Linked DNA regions of Homo sapiens: region 1 is linked to region 2. Evidence: read pairs that join two places in POLR2A ChIA-PET (ENCODE). Cell type or tissue: GM12878. All regions are shown on one strand. Region 1 overlaps BNIP1 (BCL2 interacting protein 1). Region 2 overlaps ERGIC1 (endoplasmic reticulum-golgi intermediate compartment 1).

Region 1 (4,000 bases), 250 kb after region 2:
CCCGAGTTCAAGCAATTCTTCTGCCTCAGCCTCCTGAGTAGCTGGGATTACAGGCGCCCACCATCACGCCTGGCTAATTTTTGTATTTTTACTAGAGACAGAGTTTCGCTGTGTTGGCCAGGCTGGTCTCTAACACTGGCCTCATGTGATTCACCCACCTTGGCTTCCCAAAGTGCTGGGATTACAGGTGTGAGCAACCACGCCCAGCCAATTGCATCAGTTACACACTGGTGGAATGTTCTCTCTCAGTCAGCAATAGTCAAGTGGGGGCGAGTGGGGAAGGGATAAATAGGGCCTATCTGAGCAGGTGGAGCTGAACATAGTTTACAAAAGCATATTTAACATTATACTGTATTGTATATTTTTAATCAAAAAATATGATTGCTTTTGTAATACAGGGTCATTTTTTATCTAAGGATAATTGGTACCAGAAAAAATCTACAGAAAGAAAACCTGCTGAAGGTGGACCAAAATTTAGAAGGTTTTGAGTGGGATGCTGTCTAAAAATAAAATAAAATAAAATGCAAGAAAAACCGTAAATTAAACAAAATTGAGGTCAAAAATTAAAACCAAAATCGAGGTTGTAATTGCAGGTGTGTGCTAATCCTTGATTATATAGTTACAGTTATATGCCATTTCTTGTTATTGAATTGGGAGAGGTTTAACTTTTCCAATGAAATTGTCAGACAACATGAAACAGTATCTTTCCCTTCACATTTGACTTTTGTACCAATCATAAAGAGGGTTTTTCCAAACATATTTGAGGTATTCAGATCATTCTCTCTCTTTTTTAAAAATACATTTTTGGCCCAGTGCGGCGGCTCACGCCTGGAATCCCAGCGCTTTGGGAGGCCGAGGTGGGCAGATCATGAGGTCAGGAGTTCGAGACCAGCTTGACCAACATGGTGAAACCCCTCTCTACTAAAAATACAAAAATTAGCCGGGTGTGGTGGCACACACCTGTAATCCCAGCTACTCGGGAGGCTGAGGCAGGAGAATCGCTTGAGCCCGGGAGGCAGAGGTTGCAGTGAGCCGAGATTGCTGCACTCCAGCCTGGGTGACAGAGTGAGACTCCACCTTAAAAACAAAAAAAAAATATTTTTATTTTTAAAAAATTAAAAAATTTTGGAAATGAGGTCCTTCTCTGTTGCCCAGTCTGGAGTACAGTCATAGCTTACTGCAGCCTCAGGAACTCCTGGGCTCAAGCGATCCTCTCACCTCAGCTTCCCAAGTAGTTGGGACTACAGCACACTCCACCGTGCCTGGCTAAATCATTCTCTTTTGAAACCCCTGCTAAGTTGTCATTCCCATGGGTTTTCTCTTTGTCTCTTGTTCACTGGTCTGCCTCTGCCAGATCTGTATTTGTGGCTTTGCTTCTGATTTGAGCAATTTGCCAGCATCATCTTCCCTGCAAGCAGCTGTGTATGTAACAGTCAGCTGTCAGGAAGACACCGACTGGCAAAAACACAGGCACAGGGAGGCCAGTGTAAGCAGGGAGGGCTGTATGAGTGGTGGGCAGTGATCCAGGGCTTGGCTATTTCACGAATACTTTATGTTATGATGGCTTTTGCTTTCCTGAGCCACCAAGCCTACTCAGATTATAAACACTGAGTACAGAGGAGCCCTTGTATAAAGTATGGTAAGTTATGCCAGACACACTCAGCTTAGCATGGGTTTAAAGCTGGGAATGGCCATCCACAATGTAGCATTACAGGCCAGAGCAGAGAAAGCTGTCAATTTATACTTTGGGGCTATGTGCAGTAGCTCACACCTATAATCCCAGCACTTCGGGGGCCGAGGCAGGAGGACTGCTTGAGCCCAGGAGTTTAAGACCATCCTGGGCAACAAAGCAAAACCTCATCTATTAAAAAAAAAAAAAATTAGCTGGGGGCATGCTGATGTGTGCCTGTAGTCTCAACTACTTGGGAGGCCAAGGCAGGAGGGCAGTGGGCTCGGGAGGTCAAGGCTGCAGTGAGCCGTGATCATGTGACTGCACCTGGCCTAGGAGACAGAACGAGACCCTGCCTCTTTTCTTTTGTTTTTTTTTTTTTTTGAGACAGAGTCTCACTCTGTCACCCAGGCTGGAGTGCAGTGGCGCAATCTCGGCTCACTGCAAGCTCCACCTCCCGGGTTCACGCCATTCTCCTGCCTCAGCCTCTCCGAGTAGCTGGGACTACAGGCACCCGCCACCACGCCTGGCTCATTTTTTATATTTTTAGTAGAGATGGGGTTTCTCCGTGTTAGCCAGGACGGTCTCGATCACCTGACCCTCATGATCCGCCGGTCTCAGCCTCCCAAAGTGCTGGGATTACAGGCGTGAGGCACCGTGCCCAGCCGACCCTGTCTCAAAAAAAAAACAAAAAAAACAAAAAAAACCAACTTTGGCAGTTGAAGCAGTAGTTGTGCTTGCTTGGGTCATCATGCTTGTCACACCATACAGTGAGTATCTGTTTGCTTGTCTTTTTCCCAAATGAATGTGAGGTGGTTGAGGAGAAGTACTGCCCCTCATTCATCTCTGGATCCCAGGGTCCTGCAGAACCCCCTTGCAAACTGTTTCAAAATGTAATGGATTCTTTAAAGTGGCAGGTGTGAAATGGCGGAGCAGGTGCTCATTAAGACCTTCAGCATAAAGGTGCTATTAGAAAACCACCCTGTCAGTTCATGTACTCTGTGTTTTGATTTTTGAGTATTTCCAGAGATTAGCACAATTGGTTTGAGCTGGCTACATAAGAGTTCTGAAGTATGAGTTTGATTCTTAGAGAGACGCAGTTAGCTTTTTTATAGTCTATCAACAACTGTCAACATTTCTTTTTTTTTTTGAGACGGAGTCTTACTCTCATTGCCCAGGCTGGAGTGCAGTGGCGTGATCTTGGCTCACTGCAACCTCTGCCTCCTAGATTCAAGTGATTTTCCTGCCTCAGACTCCCGAGTAGCTGGGATTACAGGCACTCGCCATCATGTCCAGCTAATTTTTGTATTTTTAGTAGAGACAGGGTTTTAACATGTTGGCCAGGCTGGTCTCGAACTCCTGACCTCAAGTGACCCACCCGCCTCGGCCTCTCAAAGTGTTGGGATTACAGATGTGAGCCACCACGCCCGGTCAACTGTCACATTTCTAACTCCAGGAAGCTGTTCACCAACTTTCCGTTATCACCCACAAGTTAGCGCAGGTGAAGACTGTAGATCCGCCGTGTCAGTCAGGGCTCTGCTAATCCATCATGTTTGTGTCATTCATGATTGGTCTGTAGTATGGAAAGAACAACAAACCTTGAAGAAATATTTTGAAAGATTGGCTTTTTGTGTGTGTGTGTGTGTTTTTTTTTTTTTTTCTTGAGAGAAGGTCTTACTCTGTCACCCAGGCTGGAGTATAGTGGTACTATCACGGCTCACTGCAACCTCCACTTCCCAGGCTCAGGTGATCTTCGCTCCTCCGCCTCCTGGGTAGCTGGAACCACAGGCATGCGCCACCACCATGCCTGGCTAATTTTTTGTATTTTTAGTAGAGACGGGGTTTCTCCATGTTGCCCAGGCTGGTCTTGAACTCCTGGGCTCAAGTGATCCCCCCACCTCGGCCTCCTAAAGTGCTATGATTACAGGTGTGAACCACTGTGCCTGGCCACGATTTTTTATTTCCTACAAAGTATATTAACTCAGCAGCTGAAGGGCCAGAAATGGTTGTTCAAGATACTGGAGATGAGTAAGTCATGGTTCTCCGGGGATGGTACCAATTAATACACAGGCCATAGCAGTACAGCCTTAGAGGCAACTGGACTGAAGAGGGGCCTTGTGTGACCAGCTGGGAAGTTTGGATGCCTCCCTGAAGTCCAGCCATTGTGGAGCTGTGCACAGAGGAGTGCCATGTTCACAGCCCCTTGGGCTGACGGGGGCAGAGTGACAGCAACAGAGCCTCCCCGTGGCGACCTCCAGGGTCCGGTCAAGGGGTATCAGGACCTGAGCAAGAACAGTTGCTGGGGAACCAGGAGGCGGAAGTGGCAGGAGG
Region 2 (4,000 bases):
GTCCTCTGTGCCTGCTGGCGCCAGGCCCTGATCCCTTATAAGACCCCTATTTCTCATTTTAGTGTTCAAACCACCTTATTCGTAGTGGGTGGTGTTATCCCCACTTAACAGGTGTGTTCACAGAGGTGAGCATAGGAAGTGCCAGAACCAGAATTTGAACTTGAATCTGTCTGAAAGATATGCTCTTACCACCGTGCTATCTGACCCCACCCCTTCTCTTTCCTGAGCCCCAGCCCTCCCCTCTTTTTTTTTTTTTTTTTTGAGACGGAGTTTCACTCTTGTTGCCCAGGCTGGAGTGCAGTGGCGCAATCTCGGCTCACTGCAACCTCAGCCTCCTGGGTTCGTGATTTTCAGCCTCCCAAGTAGCTGGGATTTCAGGCATGCGCCACCACGCCCAGCTAATTTTGTATTTTTAGTAGAGATGAGGTTTCACCATGTTGGTCAGGCTAGTCTTGAACTCCTGACCTCAGGTGACCCACCCACCTTGACCTCCCAAAGTGCTGGGATAACAGGCATGAGCCTCTGCGCCCAGCCCAGCCCTCCCGTCCTGAGAGGTAAGGCTGCACTTGAAGAGTGCAGCCTAGACCCGTGCCTGAGGGCACAGGAGGTGCAGGCTCTGCCCAGGTGGAGTCTGGGTTATCTAAGTTGTGGTCACCAAGTGAAGTGATCCCCGGCTGTCCCCCGCAGCTGAGATCTTTGCCGCCATCTCAACAAAGGTTCCTATACTTGTCTTTCCCCTAGTGTGAACGAGCTCTATGTCGATGACCCAGACAAGGACAGCGGTGGCAAGATCGACGTCAGTCTGAACATCAGTTTACCCAATCTGCACTGCGAGTGTGAGTACTCCACGCAGCCCCTCCCTCCAGCAGGACACCTCCTTAGGGCAAATGTGTGTGTGCAGAAATGGCAAGATCTCCAGGACAAGCCAAGCCAACATATGGTTCTCCCCACTCTTTTTTGGAGGAGAATATAATTGCGTATGCATGCACTTGGAGGTTTTCTGGCATAATAAACACAAGACACTACTCATAGGGGTTAACCCTGGAGAGCAGCTGATTTGGTGCAGGGAGGTGGGATGTCTCTTAGGGTCATGTTACAGCTTCGCAGCAGAGCCTGAGAGTCTCATGCAAGTGACTTGTTGAGGGGAGGAAGCTGTAAGGGAGAAACGCAGGATAGGGCAGTACGACAGGATAAGCAAAGATGTGTGTTCAGCTGAAGTCCAAACTCAGCCTGATCTCACAGGATGCTGTGGGGTGTGAATGACACCATAGCATTTGTCACACCCAATAGCAATGGGACCAGGCTGTTATTATCCATGTCATTGGGTAATGGCTGCAGAGTGGTGTGCGTGGCAGGGGTCATATCACCTCCCAAGCATCTCAAGCGAGAAGACCTCCGGTCAGCCAAGAGCATTCATCTGGAGAAGGGCGCAGCTCTGAGTCATTGGCAGCTGACACCTAGAGAAGCTGGAGCGGTCCACCATCCATGAGAGAGTGCAGGACAGGGCTCAAGAGCATCTGCAACAGTGAAGGGCTGGGAGATTCCCTTTTTGACTTCACACCTATTTTGTTTTAACCAAAAGAATGAATTACTTCTTTTTTTTTTTTTTTTTTTTTGAGACGGAGTTTCACTCCTGTCACCCAGGCCGGAGTGCAATGGCACGATCTTGGCTCACTGCAACCTCTGCCTCCTGGGTTCAAGCGATTCTTCTGCCTCAGCCTCCCGAGTAGCTGGGATTACAGGTGCGCACCACCATGCCAAGCTAATTTTTGTATTTTTAGTAGAGACGGGGTTTCACCATGTTGGCCAGGCTGGTCTCGAACTCCTGACCTCAGGTGATCCACCCACCTCAGCCTCCCAAAGTGCTGAGATTACAGGCATGAGCCACCGTGCCTGGCCCAGAATGAATTACTTCTACAAAACAAAACTCATTTGAAGTCTGATTTGGAGTCAGATCCTGGCTCCTTTGCTGGCTAAAACTGTGACCTTGGCTAGGGTGACCTCTCCGAGCCTCAGATTCCTCATCTGCAAAATGGGCTTAGTAATGTCTGTTGTCTGAGGTTCTTGGGAGAATCTAATGCCATGGTCCCTAGACTTGTCAGCGAGTGGACTGGGCGCCCTCTCCTGGACTGGGGTTCCAGCCGTCCCTCTGCCCAGCCTGGCACAGAGCCTGCTGCAGGCCCTTCTCTCCCCACCCCCTCTTCCTGTTAAAGGACACAGCTGAGAGAACACTGGGTGCATCTCCGGCCAGAGATAGGAAGAGTCTCAGCCCTGTCATTGCTTTTGGTGAGATTTACGTCACAATTTTGAATCCTCGCTGGGCCCCAAGCCAGGGAACCTGTTGAAATAGGTCGGTCTTATTTTTTGTTATTTTTTTTCTTTCACTTAGAAAAATAATTCATCTGGCAGATTCTCATTCAGGAGTGACTGTATCTCTGGAACAAGGAAATTCTTAGTCAGACCAGAGGACTGGGACTAGTGTGGTAGGAAAGGGAAGAGATGTGGTTCCAGGAGGGGCCAGGCAACCTCCACCCCATTCCCTGCCATGCCCTGCTGGATCTGTGGGGCTATAACCTGAACCCCCAACCCCCTCACCCCTGTTAGAGCCCAGCATTCTGGCTTTTCTTTAAAAGAACTTCACATTTTTATTATAGGAAAAAACGCATGCTCATCATTGTACTTCTGGAAAACACAGGGAAGCAAAAGAGATCACCCATAACTCTGCCACCCGACAGCAGTGTTGGTGACATTTTGACATCATTCTGTCCAGCTGGCCTTCCTTTCTGTGTTTCTGAACATAGCTGAGATCGTACTGCATGTATGATCTCATATCCTGCTTTTAAAAATAATATTCTTCATTATACAACTAATAGACTATATTTCAATCTTAAGACATACATTCAAAAATACAAAAATAATATGTTTTTTAAAAAGCAAAAGTACCCCTCCCCTGTCCCCCTTCTTGTCCCAGCATGCCATCTTCCCCAAAGGACACCTCTGCTAGCAGGTGGGGCCCCCGTTCCCTACCCCTACATGTGTGTGCGTGTCTGTGAACATATATTGGGTTTGGGGTTGTTTTTGTTGTTATTGTTGTTTTTTCTTTTTACATAATTAATTGGGACCCTACCATATGGGAACCTTCTGGAGTTTCTTTTTTTTTTTTTTTCTAGCTAGTGTCTTGGAGCTGTTCTCATATTACTCATAATATGAGTAAAATAATAACAGCTGCCATTTATTCCATTCTTCCAGGCCAGGCCCTGTCCTGCGTCCTTTGGCTATATTAAATCCACTGGGATTTGAGGTATCTTAGCAGAATGGCTGAAGGGTGGGGGCTCAGAAGCAAATCCACCTGGATTTCATTCCAGGCTCTGCTGTTTCCTAGTGGTGAGGTCTCTGTGCCTCAGTTGCCCTAGATGTAGAATGGGACTGATAATATTATCTTCCCCACAGGGGTGTTTAAATGGTGTTTTGTTTTGTTTTGAGACAGAGTCTCACACTGTCACCCAGGCTGGAGTGCGATGGCGCGATCTTAGCTCACTGCAACCTCCGCCTCCCGGGTTCAAGCCATTCTCCTGCCTCAGCCTCCTGAGTAGCTGGGATTACAGGTGCCCGCCACCGTGCCCGGCTAATTTTTTGTATTCTTAGTAGAGATGGGGTTTCACTACTTTGGCCAGGTTGGTCTCAAACTCCTGACCTTGTGATCCACCCGCCTCAGCCTCCCAAAGTTCTGGGATTACAGGCGTGAGCCACCGCGCCCAGCCAAGAAGGTGTGTTCTTATATAAAAGGCACTTAGAAGAGAGTCTAGCACGTAGTAAGTGCTATTTTACTTTTCTTTTCTTTCTTTCTTTCTTTTTTTTTTTGAGATAGAGTTTTTCTCTGTTGCCCAGGCTGGAGTACAGTGGCATGATCTCAGCTCACTGCAACCTCCACCTCCCAGGTTCAAGCGATTGTCCTGCCTCAGCCTCCCAAGTAGCTGGGATTACAGGCACCTGCCACCAT

The links. Peaks named below come from ENCODE experiments on the same cell type or tissue, not always from the same donor. Only the 100,000 strongest peaks of a DNase experiment are listed, where the experiment ranks them.
Region 1: POLR2A ChIA-PET joins it to region 2 with 9 read pairs; 2 of 35 experiments call an interaction of 5 or more read pairs at or near these places.

What each region holds. Positions count from the first base shown.
Region 1 is chr5:173,154,613-173,158,612 of GRCh38, forward strand. All of the region lies in intron 3 of BNIP1 (BCL2 interacting protein 1), which reads left to right. Among named protein-coding and RNA genes, the nearest start is that of BNIP1, 12 kb to the left of the region's middle. In GM12878, no CTCF peak of the experiment used is centred here; no DNase peak of the experiment used is centred here.
Region 2 is chr5:172,908,926-172,912,925 of GRCh38, forward strand. ERGIC1 (endoplasmic reticulum-golgi intermediate compartment 1) reads left to right here. Exons shown (of 10, transcript NM_001031711.3): 4 at 742-836. Among named protein-coding and RNA genes, the nearest start is that of MIR10523, 4.2 kb to the right of the region's middle. RefSeq lists an enhancer at 1,242-1,301. In GM12878, a CTCF peak has its summit at 2,118 (motif pointing left); a DNase peak (open chromatin) is centred at 2,216; H3K27ac peaks cover 1,179 bases.